Linked DNA regions of Homo sapiens: region 1 is linked to region 2. Evidence: read pairs that join two places in POLR2A ChIA-PET (ENCODE). Cell type or tissue: PC-9. All regions are shown on one strand. Each heading gives the region's core, and the rest is flanking DNA. Links, peaks and the distances in the headings are about the cores only.

The links. Peaks named below come from ENCODE experiments on the same cell type or tissue, not always from the same donor. Only the 100,000 strongest peaks of a DNase experiment are listed, where the experiment ranks them.
Region 1: POLR2A ChIA-PET joins it to region 2 with 7 read pairs; 1 of 35 experiments calls an interaction of 5 or more read pairs at or near these places.

The regions. Positions count from the first base shown.
Region 1 is chr2:62,354,158-62,357,081 of GRCh38, reverse strand. No RefSeq gene overlaps it. Among named protein-coding and RNA genes, the nearest start is that of MIR5192, 150 kb to the right of the region's middle. In PC-9, for the core only: no CTCF peak of the experiment used is centred there; DNase peaks (open chromatin) are centred at 1,691 and 2,121; H3K4me3 peaks cover 943 bases; H3K27ac peaks cover 2,061 bases.
Region 2 is chr2:62,867,330-62,870,253 of GRCh38, reverse strand. The region is part of intron 9 of EHBP1 (EH domain binding protein 1); the gene reads right to left. Among named protein-coding and RNA genes, the nearest start is that of EHBP1, 160 kb to the right of the region's middle. In PC-9, for the core only: no CTCF peak of the experiment used is centred there; no DNase peak of the experiment used is centred there.

The sequences.
Region 1 (2,924 bases), core at 283-2,782, 510 kb after region 2:
GTCAAGCCACTGTATGTCAGAGGCCGTCTGTATACACTACTCTGCATTCAATACATCTTGCAGATGGCTCCATATCTTTACATATTGGCAATTCACAACCTTGCCTGAACATTAGAGCTACCTGAGTAGACTTTTAAAATCCTAGATGGCCAAGCCATATCCTAGACCAATTAAATTAGAATTTCTGGGGTTGGGCCCCAAGCATCCGAATTTTAAAAAACTTATTCAGGTATAGTCAAGGTTTTGTACCACTATTATCTAAAAAAAAGCTTCTGATGCTGAGAGACGATCACTTAAGGCCAGGAGTTCTGGATCAGCCTAGGCAACACAGTGAGACACCTTCTGTAAAAGAATTTTTTTTAATTAGCTGGGCATGGCCAGACACAGTGACTCACTCCTATAACCCCAGCACATTGGGAGGCTGAGGTGGGAGGACCACTTGAGCCCTGGAGTTCAAGACCAGCCTGGGTAACTTAGGGAGATCTCATCTCTACAAAAAATAAAAAATTTATCTGAGCTTAGTGGTATGCACCTGTAGTCCCAGCTACTTGGGAGGCTGAGGCAGGAGGATCACTTGAGCCCGGGAGGTCAAGGCTGCAGTGAGTCGTGATTGCACCACTCCACTCCATCCTGGGTGACAGAGCAACACCCTATCTTTAAAATAAATAAATAATAAAAACTTCCTCAGGAAAAAAGTGGAGCCAGGCATGATGGCTCACGCCTGTAATCCCAGCACTTTGGGAGGTCAAGGCGGGTGGATCACTTGAGGTCAAGAGTTCAAGACCAGCCTGACCAACATGATGAAACCCCGTCTCTACTAAAAATACAAAAATTTGCTGGGCGTGGTGGTGGGCACCTGTAATCCAAGCTACTCAGCAGGCTGAGGCAGGAGAATCGCTTGAAACCGGGAGGCAGAGGTTGCAGTGAGCCGAGATCATACCATTACACTCCAGCCTGGGCAACAGAGCAAGACTCCATCTCAAAAAAAAAAAAAAAAAATGGAACAAAGTAGAACTACAATAATTCTATCATTTCTTATAGTAGAAAATTTCAGTGACCAACGGTCCTGGTTTTCCATCGATTGAGGGGTTTCCCACGATGAGAGACTTTCAGTGTGGAAGCCAGGAAATTCCCAGGGAAACTGGAATTAGCTGCTCATCCTATAAACAAAATTGATAGATATGTCTAAAGAAACAGAAGATTAAGAGTATTACTGAAACTGTAGTTGCAAAATTATAACTGAGAAAATTATTACAGTAAAAGAGATCTGACTTAACCAACTCCATCTTGGTTCTAACCTCCAAACTGTCCTTGTTCATTCCTTGGCATAAGCCAAACTAACTTTGGGAGTAACTTAGTTTATAGTTTAACTTTGAAACAAGGATGATGTCCCTTCCCAAACAAGGACAATGCCCTTCCCCTTCTGACCTGGGGACTAGACTGCCTTTGCAGGACTAACAAATTAACCACAAGATTAGAAATTATGGTTTAGGAGTCACGCAGATGGAGGCTGAAAGATTTTGGCCCTCCTGGGGATGATATCACTATTGTAAAACCTAAGATCAGCGCTTGAGATATTTTGCACTTGATGGATCAGCTGGCATCACCCAGATCAAAAAACTGGCTCATCTGGTCTTGTGGCCCCCACCCAGGAACTGACTCAGCACAAGAGGACAGCTTTGACTCCTTATGATTTCATCTCCGACCCAACCAATCAGTACTCCTGATTCACTGGCCCCTGCCTATCACATTATCCTAAAATCCGCCATCCTCGAATTTCAGGGAGACTGATTTGAATAATAATAAAATTCCAGTCTCCCGTACAGCTGGCTCTGCATGAATTAAACTCTTTCTCTTTTGCAGTGCCCCTGTCTTGATACATCAGCTCCATCTAGGCAGCGGGCAAGGTGAACCTGTTGGGCGGTTACATTATCACTAATTAGTAATTATCTAATTAATATTAAGACTATAAGAAGCAATTTTGTACTTCAATGAAAAACTGCATTTTTTGGTCCTGTTCATTGTCTTTGAGCTATTTTGCATCTCTTTGTAAATCGTAGGTGACTGATAGATATGCAAACTGTATTACCTAGGAGAGTTTCCTTTGAGTTCTTTCCCTTGTGGAAAAACCAGTTTGCCTCCATTTGTAATTCAATCTCTTTGTCCATTTAAATTTGTGTTCCTTTGACTTTTTCCTTTGAAAGAGTTATCATTCCTGACTGGTTCCCTTGCTAATTAAGGAGAAAAATAAAATCTTCAACACATGTTCATTCTTGTATCTACATGAGGGTTATGTCTTTATCGTTTTCTAAAAATTATTTCTTAAAAAAGTGATAAAGGTAGCTACTAGAACAAAAATAATACACACCTTTCAAATTATCACTAAAAACACAAACAATAATAAAGCAAAGATAATAGACCAACACATAATTGTCATATCAACAAGTAAGATGACTTGCTTGTTGATATGACAATCACCTGCTGAAAGACATTCTCATATTTAATCACAAAGTAAAACCTAATGATAAAACAAAATGATTAAGAAAGGTTGTGGCCAGGTGCAGTGGCTCACCCCTGTAATCCCAGCACTTTGGGAGGCCGAGGCAGGTGGATCATCTGAGGCCAGGAGTTCAAGACCACCCTAGCCAACAAGGCAAAACCCGTCTCTACTAAAAATACAAAAATTAGCCAGGTGTAGTGGCGCACACTTGTAATCCCAGCTACTCAAGAGGCTGAAGCAGGAGAATAGCTTGAACCTGGGAGGTGGAGGTTGCAGTGAGCCAAACTGGCACCGCTGTACTCCAGCCTGGGTGACAGAGTGAGACCCTGTCTCCAAAAAAAAAAAAAAAAAGAAAGAAAAAGAAAAAAAGAAAGTTTGAATACAAAAGGCTGAGAAAAATGTGTTCTTACCAAGCAAGCGTAAA
Region 2 (2,924 bases), core at 182-2,681:
CTAGTAGTCAAATAGTGCTTAAAATAAGAGCTAACCAATGCACAATAGAGAGATAACATTTCTCCTTTTGCACAAAGCTATTACCCCAAACTTTCATGAATCAAAGGAGCCTTATTATTATTCCCCTCTCAACCCACATATAGAGTGTTTTGAAATATTTTCCTTTCAACCTGCATTTTTAAAGAAATAACTATTTTTCCCAAGTTCTAAATAATGTTAATACACAAAAGTTTATGTATTTCCAAAGAAAGCAAAGACTCATATAGTCTCACAAGTGATCATATAATTATATTACTTATTATTAAATATTTTAAAGATCTCTCCCGTCACACACCAGTTATTTACATCAAATAGACCTAAAGGCCCAAGAATTCCAAGCTGGATATCACTCACGTGATATAATATTTCTGCTATTAAAGTTAAAGATTGCTGTTCTTTTTAAAACAGCTTTATTTAGGTATAAATGATAAACAATACATGGCTTACATTTGAAAATATTTAATGAGTATTTTTTATGCATGCATGCAAGTGTGAAACCATCAGCACAAATCAAGATAACAAACATTTCCAAACATTTCCAGTCCCTCCAAAAGTTTCCTGCATGCCCCTTTTTAATCTCTTCCTCCCTCCAGCTCTGATTGTAAACAACTACTGATCTGTTTTTTCTCACTATAGATTGTTTGCATATTCTAGAGTTTAAAATAAATGGTATCACACAGTATAGTATTTTCTGGTCTGTCTTCTTTCACTCAGTATAATGATCTTGCAATTTACCAACAGTTTGTTCCTCTTTATTACTGAGTAGTACTGCATTGTATGGATATGCCACAGTTTGTTTATCCATTTGTCTGTTGATAGATATTTGAATTGTTCCCATTTTGTTATTATAATCAATAAAGTTGTTAAAATATTTATGTAGAAGTCTTTGTGGACATATGCTTTCACTTCTCTTGAAACGTAGAAATGGAATGTCTGGGTCAAGTGATACATGTATGTTTAACTTTTTCAGAGACTGCCAAACTTTTTTCTAAAATGGTTGAACCATTCAGAAGTACTCTGAGAGTTCTGTGGAGTTCCGGTGGCCCCACATCCTTGACAATACTTGGTATAGTCAGTCTTGTAAATTTTAGTCATTTGGGTAGGTGTGTAGTGATATCTTATTGTGGTATCAATTTGCATTTTCTTGATGACTAATGAAGCTGAGCATCTCTCCATTCCTATACAATATTTTCATTTGTGAAATGTCTGTTGGAATATTTCCCCCTTTCTTTTAATAAATTTTTAAATTTATTATTTTTTAGAGACGAGGTCTCACAGCGTTGCCCAGGCTGGAGTGCAATGGAGTGATCATAGCTCACTGCAGCCTTGAAACCCTGGGCTCAAGTGATCAGCCCATATCAGCCTCCTGAGTAGCTGGGACCACAGGTGTGCACTATCACACCCAGCTAATTAAAAAAAAATTTTTTTTTTAAGAGATAGACTCTTGTTATGCTGCTCAGGTTGGTCTCCAACTTCTGGGCTCAAGAGATCCTCCAACCACAGCCTCCTGAGTAGCTGAGATTACAGGCATGAACCACTGCACCTGGCCTCCCCTTTCTTATTACTGAGTTAAAAGAGTTCTTTACATATTCTGGATACGTCTTTTGCCAGATGCAGGTATTGCAAATCATTTCTGCCAAACTGTGGCTTGCTTTTTCATTTTTGTAAGAGTTTTATAAAGAGAAAAACGTTTTAATATTGATGAAGTACAAATTAACCATTTTTTGTTTTATCCTTTGTGTTTTGTTGCATTCTACTTAAGAAATCTCCCAAATACAAAGTCACTAAGACTTTTTCCTATGTCCTCTTCTAGAATCTTCAGTTTTTTGTTTTTTAAGGTGGAGTTTTGCTGTTGTTGCCCAGGCTGCAGTACAATGGTGTGATCTTGGCTCACTGTAACCTCCACTTCTCGGGTTCAAGCAATTCTCCTGCCTCAGCCTCCCAAGTAGCTTGGATTACAGGTGACTGAAACCATGCCTAGCTAAGTTTTTGTATTTTTTTTAGTAGAGACAGGGTTTCACCATGTTGGCCACGCTGGTCTTGAACTCCTGACCTAAAGTGATCCGCCCGCCTCGGCCTCCCAAAGTGCTGTGATTACAGGTGTGAGCCACTGTGCCTGGCTGAATCTTCAGTTTTTATTCTTACTTTTAGTTGTGTGATCTATTTTTAGATAAATGTTTTATACAGTGGAAGGTAAGAATTGTAGCTTTTTTTTTGTTGAGGAGGGGCATATGGACATTTAATTGTTCTAGCATCATTTCTTGAAAAGATTATCATTTCCTAATTGATTTTCTTTGCTAGCTTTGTCAAAAATAAATTGGCAATATATGTATGAATCTAATTCCAGGCTCTCTTCCAGTCACCTACAGTCTATTAGTAAACTAATACCACACTGTCTTGGTTAATGAGTTTTAAAATCAGATAGTATAAATCCTCAAATTTTGCTCTTTTTCAAAGTTGTTTTGATTATTCTAAGTCCCTTTCATTTCCACATACATTTTATAAACAGCTGACAAATTATTTTTTTAAAAAGCATGCTAAAATTTTGATTGGGATGGCACTGAATTTATAAATTGACTGAAAATAACTTATATCTTTGAATCCATGGCCATTGTATTTTTTCCCATTGATTTCACTCTTTAATTTCTCTCAGCAACGTTCTGTTGTTTTCGGTATATACATATTGCACATCTTTGTTCAAATTTATCCCTGAGTTTTTTGTTTTGGATGCTTCTATAAATGGTATTTTTTTCAATATTGATTTCTGATTGTTCATTGTGACTACAGAGAAACACAATTGAATTTATATATTAATATTGTAGCCTGTAACCTTGCTAAATTTACTTTTTAGTTTTAGTACCCATTTTAAAGATTCCTTATGCTTT